Regions from separate parts of the Homo sapiens genome. Here all the other regions are linked to region 3. Evidence: read pairs that join two places in POLR2A ChIA-PET (ENCODE). Cell type or tissue: GM12878. All regions are shown on one strand. Region 1 overlaps NONO (non-POU domain containing octamer binding). Region 2 has its middle 6.9 kb from the start of SNX12. Region 3 holds the start of LOC107985688 (a long non-coding RNA gene).

Evidence for each region. Peaks named below come from ENCODE experiments on the same cell type or tissue, not always from the same donor. Only the 100,000 strongest peaks of a DNase experiment are listed, where the experiment ranks them.
Region 1: POLR2A ChIA-PET joins it to region 3 with 5 read pairs; 27 of 35 experiments call an interaction of 5 or more read pairs at or near these places.
Region 2: POLR2A ChIA-PET joins it to region 3 with 5 read pairs; 10 of 35 experiments call an interaction of 5 or more read pairs at or near these places.

The regions. Positions count from the first base shown.
Region 1 is chrX:71,286,279-71,291,278 of GRCh38, reverse strand. NONO (non-POU domain containing octamer binding) reads right to left here. Exons shown (of 12, transcript NM_007363.5): 3 at 488-650. The coding sequence starts at 641. Among named protein-coding and RNA genes, the nearest start is that of NONO, 5.1 kb to the right of the region's middle. In GM12878, no CTCF peak of the experiment used is centred here; no DNase peak of the experiment used is centred here; H3K4me3 peaks cover 1,158 bases.
Region 2 is chrX:71,072,749-71,077,748 of GRCh38, reverse strand. It overlaps a transcript of SNX12 not described here. Among named protein-coding and RNA genes, the nearest start is that of SNX12, 6.9 kb to the right of the region's middle. In GM12878, no CTCF peak of the experiment used is centred here; no DNase peak of the experiment used is centred here.
Region 3 is chrX:71,195,235-71,200,234 of GRCh38, reverse strand. It overlaps LOC107985688 (a long non-coding RNA gene), which reads left to right and starts at 2,042. Exons shown (of 2, transcript XR_001755878.2): 1 at 2,042-2,326. RefSeq lists enhancers at 1,720-1,899, 4,046-4,175. In GM12878, no CTCF peak of the experiment used is centred here; DNase peaks (open chromatin) are centred at 1,974, 3,814 and 4,045; H3K4me3 peaks cover 2,573 bases; H3K27ac peaks cover 2,761 bases.

The DNA of each region.
Region 1 (5,000 bases), 91 kb before region 3:
ATCTCTGGAAATAAACAAAGTTGGGATTGGTTCTAGTCTTAGAGGCACACAATTGGTACTCAAACAGGAACATATACTTAAAGACTTTTTACAATGAGCTGGTACAGGCTCAAGGCTAAAAGTACAGTATTCAGTACCAGACTTCTCCATTTAAGCCTTAAAGACTTTTCTATATTATTTTTAACTACCAGTCATCTGATGACTACCTCTAAGAACCAAGCTGAGGTAAAACATGCAGACATCTGTTTAACAGTAGAATGTGTCAACACAGCAGAGCAACCTGTACTCAACTGCTGTCATACATGTTTGCTCCTTGGTTCCGGAGAATCAGCCTTTTCCATCGTAAGTATTAAGAGGTAAAGAGAAAAAAGAACAAAGGTGTGCCATAAAGGCCTATTCCCTTATAAGCCCGAGAAACTAATCTAAAAACCAAGAAACCATTCCCAGAGGGAATCCATTTCTACTCCATCACCTAGCATATACACACTTTGGCTGCTGGCCTGTTGCCCATTTGCAGGTATTGGCGGTGGTGGCGGCTGCTGCTGTTGCTGCTGGTGGTGCTGCTGCTGGTGGTGATGTTGATGATGCTTTCTTGGAGTATGGTTTTGCTTCTCCAAGTTAAAAGTTTTATTACTCTGCATTTTTGCACCCTACAAAGAAAAAGTAGACTAATAAATAAATTCAGTACTAATAACACAATCAGCCACCTTCCTGATGACTTATATGTAATTCATCACCTTAAGTGCTCTGGCTTTTGTCAGAGGCAAACAATTTGTTACTTTGAACAACCATGACAAAGAAGAACAATTCAAAAATCTATCAGTGCTGCATATGGAAACTATGTTAAAAAAAATCTTGCGTTCTGGAGGTTACAAAATATAGTAAAAATCAAACAAAAAAGGAAAAAAATAAAGAAAAAATAAATAAAAAGGCTGGGTGCAGTGGCTCACGCCTGTAATCCCAACACTTTGGGAGGCGGAGGTGGGAGGACTGCTGGAGTCCAGGAGTTTGAGACCAGCCTGGGCAACATGGTGAAACCTCACCTCTACCAAAAAAATACAAAAATTAGCTGGGTGTGGTGGCGCACGCCTGTGGTTCTAGGTACTCGGGAGGCTGAGGTGGGAGGATCACTTGAGCCCAGGAGTTCAAGACCAGCCTAGACAACACCGTGAGACCCCCATCTCTACAACAACATTTAAAAATGACCCAGGCAGGTTGGGCGTGTGGCTCAAGACTGTAATCCTAGCACTTTGGGAGGCCAAGGTGGGTGGATCACCAGGTCAGGGGTTCGAGACAAGCCTGGCCAACATGGTGAAACCACATCTATACTAAAAATACAACTACCCAGGAATGGTAGCGGGCGCCTGTAATCCCAGCTACTTGGGAGGCTGAGACAGGGGAATGGCTTGAACCTGGGAGGTGGAGGTTGCAGTGAGCTGAGATCGTGCCACTGTACTCCAGCCTGGTGACAGAGTGAGACTCCGTCTCCAAAAAACAAAACAAAACAAAAAAACACTACCCAGGCATAGTGGTGCCGTAGTCCCAGCTACTCAGGAGGCTGGAGCTGGAGGTTCACTTGAGCCCACGAGTTAGAGGCTGTAATAAGCCATGACTGTGCCACTGCACTCCAGCCTGGGCAACCAAGAAAGACTCTATCTCAAAAAAATAAAAAATAAAAATAAAAATCTGGCCAGGCACAGTGGCTCACACCTGTAATCCCAGCACTTTGGGAGGCTGAGGCAGGCAGATCACGAGGTCAGGAGATCAAGACCATCCTGCCTAACATGGTGAAACCCCGTCTCTACTAAAAATACAAAAAATTAGCCGGGCGTGGTGGCAGGCGCCTGTAGTCCTGGCTATTCGGGAGGCTGAGGCAAGAGAATGGCGTGAACTCAGGAGGCGGAGCTGGCAGTGAGCCGAGATTGCGCCACTGCACTCTAGCCTGGGCAACAGAGCTAGACTCTGTCTCGAAAATAAAATAAAATAAAAAATTTTAAAAAATTTAAAAAATAATAAAATTAAAAACAACGAGGCATCAGCAGTTATACTGCACATAAAAACTAAATGAGTACTGGATGAGAACTGTTTGCACTAGAATCGCTTAAGGAACTTCCCAGTTCAATACTACACATTAATAGAAAACTACTTTTCCAAAAAATCTACTCTTAAAAACTCGCCCCATCACACATTTAAGCATATTTTAAAAACAAAATGATCGAAATAGATTCTGGTTATCACAAGGACAAAGACTAGTAAAGTCTTATCTTCTCTGGTACCTACCAATCCTAGCCCACAGTACATACCGTGGAAATAACAGTGGTACTAGTATGGGCTGTGAGGTTAGGCATCCTTAGGTTTGAATTGTGTTCCTCAATTGTGTACTACTTACTAGTAAATTACTCTGTACCTGTTTCTTCAGCTGTTCTAAAGGGGATGATAAAAATACCTGTCTCTCAAAGTGGCTATGAGAATAAACATGTGAAAATGCTGGCTCACTACTGGCATACAGTACACACTCTAAATATTTATTAATTACAGTGGAAAGACAAATGACTACTAAAGCAATAAAAGCAAACATAAAAAGATAGGCCAGGCGAGATGGCTCATGCCTGTAATCCCAGCACTTCAGGAGGCTGAGGCCAGTGGATTAGCTGAGGTCAGGAGTGCAAGAACAGCCTGACCAACATGGTGAAACCCCATCTCTACTAAAAATACAAAAATTAGCGGGGTGTGGTGGCACATGCCTGTAATCCCAGTTACTCAGGAGGCTGAGCCAGGAGAATCACTTGAACCTGGGAGGCGGAGGTTGCCGTGAGCCGAGATTGTGCCATTGCACAAGAGTGAAACTCCATCTCAAAAAAAAAAGAAAAGATAAATAGGCTGGGCACAGTGGCTCACATCTGTAATCCCAGCAATCTGGGAGGTCTAGGCAGGAGGACTGCTTGGGCCCAGTAGTTAGAGACCAGCCTGGGCAACATAGTGAGCCCCACCTCTACAAAAAATATGTATTAAAAAAATTAGACAGGCATGATAGCACACTCATGTAGTCCCAGCTACTTGAGAGGCTGAGGCTGCAGTGAGCTGTGATCACGCCATTGTATTCCAGCCTGGGCAGGGAGAATGAGACCCTGTCTCAAGAAAAAAAAAAAAAAAAAAAAAGATAAAAATAATAAAATGTTAAATTCTATCATTTAAAAATCAACATAAGATTAAAAAGAAAACAAGTGCTCTGTGCTCCCAAACGTTGAAATAAAAAAAAAAAAAAAAAAATGAAGCCAGCATGGTGGCTCAGGCCTGTAATCTCAGCACTTTGGGAGGCTGAGGCAGGAAGATGGCTTGACCCCAGGAGTTTGAGACCAGCCTGGGCAACATAGCAAGACTCGGTCTTTATTTAAAAAAAAAAAAAAAAAAAAGGGTAGGGGGGAGGGGAGGCCAGGTGCAGTGGCTCATGCCTGTAGTCCCAGCTACTTGGGAGGCTGAGGCTGGAGAATCACTTGAACCCACGAAGAGGAGGTTACAGTGAGGCAAATCATAACACTGCACTCCAGCCTAGGCAACAGAATGAGACCCTGTCTCAAAAAAAATAGAGAAAAAAATAGGCTGGGTGCAGTGGTTCATGCCTGTAATCCCAGCACTTTGGGGGACTAAGGCAGGCCAGATCACCTGAGGTCAGGAGTTCGAGACCAGCCTGGCCAACATGGTGAAACCCTGTCTCTACTAAAAATACAAAAAAATTAGCCGGGTGTGGTAGCTTGCACCTGTAGTCCCAGCTACTTGGGAGGCTGAGGCAGGAGAATTGCTTGAACCAAGGAGGACGAGATTGCAGTGAGCAGAGATGCTGCCATTGCACTCCAGCCTAGGCGGCAGAGTGAGACTTGGTCTCAAAAATAAATGAATAGGCCAGGCGTGGTGGCTCACACTGGTAATCCCAGCACTTTGGGAGGCCGAGGAGGGTGGATTGCTTGAGGTCAGGAGTTCAAGACCAGCCTGACCAACATGGTGAAAACCCGTCTCTACCGAAAACACAAAAATTAGCTGGGCATGGTGGTGGGCATCTGTAATCCCAGCTACTCAGGAGGCTGAGGCAGGAGCATCACTTGAACCTGAGAGGCGGAGGTTGCAGTAGGCCAAGACAGTGCCGCTGCACTCCAGCCTGGGCAACAAAGTGAGAGTCTGTCTCAAAAAATAATTATAAACACAGAAAATTATATTTCTCAGATGAAAGAAATGCGACAAAGGCTTGGTAACTATTGATTTTGATGATGAGTATACGGGAATACTTTCAAGTGTATAAAAACATTCCTAATCTGTTTAATGTCACATCCCACCAAAACTGAAAACATTAATGCAATTACCAAATTCTGTATCCAAAAGTTTAGTAAGAAAAAAAGTAACAAGAGCTATCAAGATGTTAATTCATAGTCTTTAATTTGGAAATTCTACTCCTGGAAATTTATCCTAATAATTTTAAAATTAAAAACTACACCCGTGAAAGTGTTCATTGTAATGGCCTTTATGGTAAGAAAACAATAAAAATGACTTAAATTTCCAAAATTAGGGGAATGGTTTTCATGAAAGTACGGTACATCTATACAACAGAATGTTCACAGCCTTAAAAATTATGAAGACCACATAAACACGAGTATGTCTGATATTCTAACGGGGAAAGGTTTTTTCTAATTTTAAAGATGTGAATATAGACAAGGGAACAGAAGGTAGGCAAAAATGAAAACAACTGCATTGCTTTTAGGTTACTGATAATTTTTCAATTCACGATTTCATTCAAAAAATATTCAGTGAATGCCTACCATTTGCTAGGCACTATTCTAGATGGTTACAGTGGATTAGTGAACAAAGCAGATTCTTGCCTACAGAACTTGCTTCTAGTGAGAGACAATATATATAAGTAAATTATATAGTACTTAAGAGGTAAGTGCTATGGGAAAATAAATAAAAATGGGGGAGGAAGGCAAAGTGGATAGGGAGAAGGAGGCAGATGG
Region 2 (5,000 bases), 120 kb after region 3:
ATAGATAGATAGATAGATAGATAGATAGATAGATAGATAGATAGATAGAGATGGGGTTTCTCCATGTTGGTCAGGCTGGTCTCACACTCCTGACCTCAGGTGATCCGCCTGCCTCGGCCTCCCAAAGTGCTGGTATTACAGGCATGAGCCACCCCAGACTCCTCTCATATATTTTAAATCATCTTTAGATTACTTATTAATACCCAACACAATGTAAATGCTATATAGTTTTTATACTTTATTTTTTATTTTTAGTATGTTTTTGTTGGTGTATTGCAATTTTTGTTGTTGTTTTTTGAATTTTTTTTTTTGAGACAGAGTCTCACTCTGTCACCCAGGCTGGAGTGCAGTGGCATGATCTCAGCTCACTGCAACCTCTGCCTCCTGGGTTCAAGCAATTCTCCTGCCTCAGCCTTCCAAGTAGCTGGGGACTACAGGCATGTGCCACCATGCCTGGCTAATTTTTGTATTTTTTGGTGGAGATGGGGTTTCTTCATATTGCCCAGGCTGGTCTCAAACTTCTGACCTCAAGTGATCTGCCCACCTCGGCCTCCCAGAGTGCTGGGGTTACAGGCGTGAGCCCCTGCGCCTGGCCTGTTTTTTGAATATTTTTGATCTGCAGTTGGTTGAATCCACAGATGCAGAACCCATGGATATGGATAACCGTATTGAGTAATTTTAGTGGGGTTCCTGGACATTGTGTATGTTATGTTGTGGAGATTCTGGATTCTGTTATATTCTCCGAGAGGGTAGATGTGTTTCTTTTAGCAGGCAATTAACTTGTTTAGATTCAAACTGTACTTTGCCTTGCCTGTGGTTAGTGGCAGCTCAAATCTTAGTTCCATTCTTTTAGTTTTAGATGGAAACTGCCCTATGCATGCATAGTTCAGAATATGCCTTGGGGAAGAATTTATACAGGTAATTTAGGGCTCCTTTTCTCAGAATCTCTCCTTTCTTAGCTATCTCCTCACTTTCCAGAGACTGTGGTTGTCCCAGGCTTTGTCCTCTGGTTCTTCAGGCTAGAAAGATAAGAATTTCCTGATGGACTTTCAGTGATGTGGCCAGTGATTGCAGCCTGACCTCAGGCTGAGGCCATAAAACATGGGAAACTCACCCCATGCTGATCTCTTATTCCAAGTTCCAATTGCCTTCTGAAATCTGCCTGCTTTTGTTCACTCTCTGGAGCCTTCAAGTTGTGTGTATGTGTGTGTGTGCGTGCGCTTGCGTGTGTGTATCTGTGTGTGTGTGTGTATTTTGTCCAGAGTTTACAGATGTTATCTATTGAGAATTTACTCCATCATACTGAGAATGGAAACTGTAAGAGATTCTCAGATGAACTTACTTCATATTTTAGGGGTAAAATCATAGACTTCAACTTCTTTCTTTTTCACCTTAATATTTCTGTATATCATCACCCATATTCTCCTCTTGCTTCAGAGAAAAAGGCCAACTTGTCCACTTTTTCCCCTTTTTCCACCACCTTATTTATATTTGTGGCAGGACCTACAGTTCACCAATCCATTCATTCATTTACTCAACAAGTATGTATCAATCCAGGTGCTCTGCTAGGTGTTAGGGGTAACGAGCAAGCAAAAATAGACTCTACTTCACTGAAACTGCTCTCTTCTAGGTCATAGGTCATCAAAAGTCCGGTTTCTTTTCTTTTCCTCTTTTTTTGAGACGGAGTTTCGCTCTTTTGCCCAGGCTGGAGTGAAGTGGTGTGATCTCGGCTCATTGCAACCTCTGCTCCCCGGATTCAAGCGATTCTCCTGCCTCAGCCGCCTGAGTAGCTGGGATTATAGGCGCCCGCCACCACACCTCGCTATTTTTTTTTATTATTATTTTTAGTAAAGACAGGGTTTCTCCATGTTGGTCAGGCTGGTCTTGAACTCCTGACCTCAGGTGATCCACCCGCCTCGGCCTCCCAAAGTGCTGGGATTACAGGTGTGAGCCACCGCGCCTGGCAAGTCTGGCTTCTTAATCACCAGATAAAATAACTTTTTCTCAGTCTCATCCTCTTTAACTTCATTGCATCATCCTCCATTAACTCTGGTGACCAGCCTCTCCTTAAAATTTTTCCTTTGCCTTCCAGGTCTTCTCCCACCTTGTTGATTTTTCCTGTCACTTTCCAAGTAGGGGAATTCTCAGAGACTTTGTTCTTGGCTCTTTTCTTCTCTTGTCCTTCGCAGTCTTACTTGATCTTAGAGTTTCAACTACCACTTCTGTGTCCAAGACTCTCAAATCTCTCTCTTCAGCCTTGACCTCTCTCCTGAGGTTGAGACTTGAATTTCAGCTGTTTTTCTCTGCCTGATTGTCTAACAATGACACTAAATTGCAAGTAGTCAAAATCTAACTCATTATCTTGCCTCTGAACACGCTTTTCCTGCTGTGTTTCCTATTTCAGTTAATTCCTGATACTGGAAGCATAGAGTTAAATAAGAGCTCCATTAGGGGTGTTGTAAAAGGGATTCTTGCATTGGGTAGGAAGTTTGATGACAGGGAAAGCTGTAAAGTCCCTTTCAATTCTGTGATTCTATTATGTTCCCAGCACAGTGCTGTCCATTTCCTTCAAGGGGCTCACAATTGAACCGAGGGAGACAAACCAATTGAGTGATAACTGGTCTTGACTTTGAATGCAGCAGAAATTCAGAGAAAGGTGATAACATGCACTGAAGTAGTAAGAGAAGACTTTAAGAAGAAGAGAACCAAGCCAAGCTCTTCAAAGGTAGAAGCTGTGTCTTTTATTTCATTCATACTCCCACAGCACCATTCTCTGCACACTGTAGAAACTCCATAAAGGCTTTTTGAATGAGATTGTAATATTATTAATGTTTATTGAGTACACATTGAGTGCACAGTTCTTCACTAAATGATGTGGAGGTTAACCAAGATGCGGTCTCTTATCTTTTTTAACCACTCAACCAATGAATATTTACTGAGTGCCTGTTATTTACAAAACACCATGCTAGAAATTATAGGGATGCAAGATGCAAGAAAAATATGTCTTAGACCCTCCCTTAGGGAGTTTACAATGTGGTTGGTAAGATGAGACATATATGCACAGGAGGCTAACTAAGAATGTGAGCCAGAGCCAAATGAACACTACAGACAATAAGTGTAAACACAATTTTTAAAGTACAGGTTACTGTAGACTGGGTGGATATGGAGGCTTTATGGAGGAGGTGGGACCTGCACTGGGCTTTGAAGGATGGGCAGAAATTAAACAGGCTTGAAGTTCTCATAGTTAAGATACAATTCAACACATGAAGCGTCAGACTAAAGACCAAACAGATGAAGAACAACATCTAGGCAGGAATTTGCAGCTTATATCAGCATTTGTTAGAGTCATTCTATTTCCCTCCCACCATAATCACATTTTTTTTGTTCTTTTTCTTCCTTTTTAAAATATTTCCCCCCCCTCCTCTTTATGGTGACATACAGGGCTAAAATATTCTCCTCTGAGAGGCATGTTAAAAGCCTGAGCTCAAAAACCAGACTGGGTTCAAATCCTGATTTTATCACTATTTTGGGCAAGTTGCTTAATCCATCTATGCCTCATCAGTACACTACAGATATAAAAATAGCACCTATGTCATAGGATTGTTTTGAGGATTAACTGAGTTAAAATATATAAAGCACTTAAAATAGTACCTGGCACATAGTAAGTGTTCAATAAATGTTAGCTTTTATTAAGGGAAGAAGGCTGGCTAATTCAACATTATTGTCTTTCCAGGTCTTCTTGTTTCTAGATAACTAAGTATGTAATTAATGAACACCTCTATGGAAGCTGGAGGTCAGACTCTTGTCAGCTGATGGGTTAGGTCTTTAGCAACCCCATTAACATGCATAGACACTCACACACTTATGCTGCTGCCACTTTTTCCCAGATTGCCCTCACCCCTAGGCGACTTAGAGATACTTTTGTGAAATAAATACAATCACCAACTTAAGTAGGCAGGTTGAGTGTTAAAAGGGCACTTCATCAACATAGGGAGACAACTGACAACTTTCAGAAGGGATTTAGTTTAAAGTAGACTATCCCCAGGGAGGCCTCAGGTGAAATGAACGTCAAGAAGGGAACAAATCACTAATGGTAATAGGCAGCTGGATGGGTGTGTGTGGAAAGGAATGGGGTGCTCCATAGAAAGGCAGTTAAGCTCTGAATCCAGATCCCCTGGAATACAGATTGTATGGATATGAGCTCTACTCTTGTTTTCACCAGTCTACTACCTGTTTTTACAACCAGACCCTCCCCTCTTACTCCCTCCTTGCAGTTCCAGCTTCCTGCTCCCAGGAACACAAACACCCCAAATTACAGGGGCTTTTGATTGCCATTTCCTTGGGACAGCCTGAAGAGAGAATCGAAAGAAGTTCTTTTCAGTATGGTTGCATAACATCGAGTCGGAGATTGTGAAATGTCCTTTGAGAAAAATGTACGGGCAGGAAGATGAATAGGTGTCTGTTTGATTAAGGTACAGTATTGCCTGTGGGCAGGATGATGAACTAATGAGATTCCATACAATTTAAAGGTCCTAAATCTCCATTTCTCACCGCCCCCATTCTTGACTCCTTTTGGCCAAGAATCACTGTGGTCAAGGAAACGCAATAGAGAGGAAAGTGCACATCAAGTTCTGATGTCACCTGTTTGTCAAGAGATTTGACTCAGCTACTCTTTGTGTGTGTGTGTGTGTGTGTGTGTGTGTGTGTGTGTGTATGTGTGATAACTGAGGTACAGAGGATAACTGTGTTTCACCCAACATCACTTAGTAACTCTGAACTTCTGTGCCTGCCATGAAAAATAAAAAGGGTGCTCTGTGTGTGTGTGTGTGTGTGTGTGTGTGTATGGAAGCCAGCTAGCTGTTATTGCCTTATTAATGCAAAGGACTTAATTAGCCCAGTACCCTCTACTGTCCTCTTCTTTTCACCCTATCAAAATTTTCCCTCAAAGATCATTTATCATTTATTTACACCTCATTGTGAATTTAACTTGCACAATTCTC
Region 3 (5,000 bases):
TACTAACGAAACTTGGCACCACAGGTTTCATTTCAATAAATATTTGTTAAGTTCCTGGTACCTACTGTGTACCAGGAACTCTGTTAGGGGCTGTGGAGGATGCAAAATGAATGAGATGAGTCTCATTGGTTGTTTAAATAAGTAGCTCTACTACAAGGTAAGTGAAATCAGTGTTAAACAGAGGTATTAGCAATATGTTGTGGGAACACAGGTAAAAAGGGGAAGGGGGATGGGAAGTCATGTTTACTGAACACCTATGACAGCAAGTCTTGTCACACATGTTTTCACAGAGATTAATTCTGACTAGGGGAATCTGAAATGATTTCATGGACTAGGACGTTTGAGTTGGGCCTTGGAAGGGAGTAGTAGACATTGGATCAGGAAAAAATCAAAGGAAGAATGCTTGAAGTTGAGAGGACATTGTGTAAAAAGGCAACAGGGCATGAAAGTGCATAAGCTGTTCAAGGAACACAGGATATTGGATATGGCTGGGCCATAGGGTATAAAAGGGTAGTGTGGGTAATGAGGCATGGAAAGGTGGGCTGGCACCAGATTTTGGAGGAGTTTTAGTGCCTGGCTTGGAAATTTGAATTTTATTTTTTATTTGGTAGGCAGTGAGGAACCACTAAAAGCTTTTCAGTGAGAATGACAAGGTAGAAACAGTGCTTTAGGGTGATTAACGTGACGGGGTGCACTGGGGACTAAGTAGGCTAGAGGCTGCAAAGGTAGGTAGGAGGCTGTGTCAACAATCTAGGCATGAGATTATGAAGGTTTAATCTAGGGAGGTGGCAATAGTGATGAAAAGGAAGTGACGAATATAATAAGATTGCAAGAGGCAATGTTGTGTGGTACAAAGTACATTGGATGGGGTTTCCAATATCCCTGAGTTCTAGTCTTTTTTTTTTTTTTTTTGAGACAGAGTCTCACTCTATCGCCCAGGCTGGAGTGCAGTGGCGTGACCTCCGCTCACTGCAACCTCCACATTCCGGGTTCAAGCAATTCTCCTGCCTCTGCCTCCTAAGTAGCTGGGACTACAGGCCCCCACCACCACGCCCGGCTAATTTTTGTATTTTTAGTAGAGACGGGGTTTTGCCATGTTGGCCAGGCTGGTCTCGAACTCCTGACGTCAGATGATCTGCCCGCCTCGGCCTCCCAAAGTGTTGGGATTACAGGCGTAAGCCACTGCGCCTGGCCCCTGGGTTCTAGTCTTGACTTCCATTCACAGGCTGTATTGCCTTGCCTCCCACAGACTCAATTTTTTCTTTTGAAAAAGGCGAAGCTGGCTGGGCGTGGTGGCTCACGCCTTTAATCCCAGCACTTTGAGAGGCCGAGGTATGCGGATCACCTGAGGTCAGGAGTTTAAGACCAGCCTGGCCAACATGGCACACCCCCATCTCTACTAAAAACACAAAAATTAGCCGGGCCTGGTGGCACGCGCCTGTAGTCCCAGCTACTCAGGAGGCTGAGGCAGAAGAATTGCTTGAACCCGGGAGGCAGAGGTTGCAGTGAGTCGAGATCGCGCCATTGCACTCCAGCCTGGACAACGAGAGTAAAATTCCGTCTCAGAAAAAAAAAAAAAAAAAGAAAGAAAAAGAAAAGAAAAAGAAAAAGGCGAAGCTGGAGAAATAAGTACCTTTAAGGTTTCCTACAGCTGGAATATGCTTAACGACTGTACTGCATGGGGCTTTATGTAGGACTAACTGACCAGACTTGGTAAAGGATTAACTAACTAGGAAAATGGAGGTGCCATGAATAGGATAGTGGAGTCAAAGAGGGAAGCTAGTAGTATGGGGAAAGATGATGTGCAGACATGCTGGGTGTGAGGTGTTAGTGGAACACCTAGCTGACTGTACAAAGGGTGGGATAGCAGCTCTGAAGCAGGCAAGGGTGGGAGAGATTTCGGATTTGGCAACCAAAAGCCTGAAAGCAACACTAGAAGCTATGCAGACAGATGAGTTTATCGAAAGAGGAAATGAGTATATGAGAGCAAAGAGCGAAGAACCATGGGAAGTGAGAAAAGCTGGTGGGGGGAAGACAAGGAAGGAACAACTGCCTGTGAGCCTTGAACAAGCTACTTCCATTTTCTGGCTCTTTAGTCTCCTCATTTGTAAAATGAGGGGGCTGGAGTAAGTAAGCTCTATAAGGCTCTCAGCTGTGACATCTATGCATAATCACAGAAGATCGAAGTGTACAGAACACCATGGAAACTGAAGAGAGATTCTGAAAGGAGGCTTTAAGAGGTCACTTGCATCCAATGCTGCAGAAGTGTCAGAGACTGAGGACTTAAATGAAGCCACTGATTAGCAATTTAAAGATCCTCTCCAAGGTAAGGACCCCTCCCTCTCAAGCCACTACTTTTCTATGACCTTTCTCCTACCATCTCTAAATGTGAACATTCTGTAAAATTCCGTTCTCTGGCTGGGCGCCGTGGCTCACGCCTGTAATCCTAGCAGTTTGGGAGGCCGAGGCGAGCGGAGCACCTGAGGTCGGGAGTTTAAGATCAGCCTGACCAACATGGAGAAACCCCATCTCCACTAAAAATACAAAATTAGCCGGGCGTGGTGGCGCATGCCTGCAATTCCAGCTACTTGGGAGGCTGAGGCAGGAGAACCACTTGAACCGGGGAGGTGGAGGTTGCTGTGAGCTGAGATCGTACCATTGCACTCCAGCCTGGGCAACAAGAGCAAAACTCTGTCTCAAAAAAAAAAAAATTTCGTTCTCTGCCCTCCAGGGAGACTTAGCCACACTCCCATAGCAACTGTTATCTCTACAAGGTAGATCAGAAATCTCTGGTTCATACCTTCCTTTCGCACCTCAATTCACATTTCCAACTGTCTATTGGACATTTCCACCAGTCACTGAAATTTAGCTTGCAGTAAAATTAATAATACTAATGATAATAGCATTATTTAAATTTAAATAGTATTAAATTAAATAGTATTATTTAAATTATTAAATTTAGCTTGCAGTAAAATTAATAATACTAATGATAATAGCTAACACTCAGTACTTAATTTTGGGTCCTGTACTAAGCATATCACATATGTTATCTCCTTTACATCCTATAACAATCCTACAAGGTAGGTATTTTATTATCCCCACTTTGTCGATGAGGAAGCTGAGGGTCAGAGATTTTTTCTTTTTTTGAAACAGAGTCTTGCTCTGTTGCCCAGGCTGGAATGCAGTGGCGTAAGCTTGGCTCACTGCAACCTCCATCTCCTGGACTCAAGTGATCCACCCATCTTAGCCTTCTGAGTAGCTGGGACTACAGGTGCCTGCCACCATGCATGGCTAATTTTTCTATTGTTTGTAGAGACAGGGTTTCACCATGTTGCCTATAGCTGGTCTCGAACTCCTGGGCTCAAATGATCCACCCACCTCGGCCTCCCAGAATGCTGGGAGTACAGGCATGAGCCACAGCACCCAGCCCAGAGATGTTAAATAATGTCTAAGGTCACATAACTGGGGTGTCACGTAGTCAAGATTCTTCCTGATTCCACAGCCTGAGAGCTTAATAGCTTCACTATAATCGATCTAAAAATCAAGTCATTATATTTATTTCCCAAATCAGATCACCTCCCTTACTTCTCTATTTCTACTTCTACTTCACTCTCCCCCAGTATCTTTTCATTGGCTTAGAACAGGCCCTCATCCCCTCCTGCTCAGACAATTATGAAAGTGTCTCAAATGGTCTCCCCACTTGCAGTTTTACCCTTCCAATTCCGGACATGTGATCAATCCGGCTTAAAAAAACCTCTGAAGGCTCCCATTATCTAGATTACAGAATAAAGTCCAAACTCCTGAACATGGCTAAAGGAGTCCCTTCACAGTCTAGCCCCTAGCAGCCTGCAGTTTAGCTGCACTGAACTGTTAGTCATCCCCAACCATGTCACAGACATTTACATCTGAATGCCTTTCCTCATGTGTCCCTCTACCTGGAGTGCCCTCCCCACTCTTCACTGGGATAACTTCTACTCATCTTTCAAATCCCAACGTCATCTTCTCTGTGAAGATTTCTCAGATTCCCAACCCCTTCTTCTGATAGAAATTATGTTCCCTTCTTGTGCTCCTGGATCTCGATGTCTGTCTCTTACTACACTATGAGACCTTGGGGGTGATGACCACATCCTGTTCTTTTTTTTTCTTTTTTTCTTTTTTTTTTTTGAGACAGAGAATGAGATATGACCAAACAGTTTTAAGGAGCTAAGGTTGACTTTAGGTACCAAATGCTAACAAAGCCCTCATGAGAAAACTGGCCTGGTACCTGGCTTACAGGGATCCCAGCCTTATTATTGTTTACAAAACAAGCCTAGTCTCATTAGAGTCAGTATTATTGCCTGGGTGGGTGCAGTGGCTCATGCCTGTAATCCCAGCACTTTGGGAGGCTGAGGCAGGCGGATTACTTGCCCAGGTAAGTCACAAGGTCACTTCTTGGCAGAAACCTTAAGATATTTATGGGACTTTGAGAAGAGAGGAATTCACCCAGATTTATAGATACCACAGGTGAAATCTGGTCACAAGTTCTTGGCTTGGCTTCCTAGCCTCCAGAAGGCTTTTAAAAATCTAATATGAGGCCAGGCGCGGTGGCTCACGCCTGTAATCCCAGCACTTTGGGAGGCTGAGGTGGGTAGATCACGAGGTCAGGAGATCAAGACCATCCTGGCCAACATGGTGAAACCCTGTCTCTACTAAAAATACAAAAATTAGCCGGGTGTGGCGGCGCATGCCTGTAGTCCCAGCTACTCAGGAGGCTGAGGCAGGAGAATTTCTTGAACCTGGGAGGAGGAGGCTGCAGTGAGCCGAGATCATTCCATTGCACTCCAGCCTGGCGACAGAGTGAGACTCTGTCTCAAAAAACAAACAAACAAAAAAAAACAAAAACAAACAAACAAACAAATCTAATATGAGATTCCAGGCTGGGCACCGTGACTCATGCCTATGATCCCAGCACTGTGGGAGGCCAAGGTGAGTGGATTGCTTGAGCCCAGGAATTTGAGACC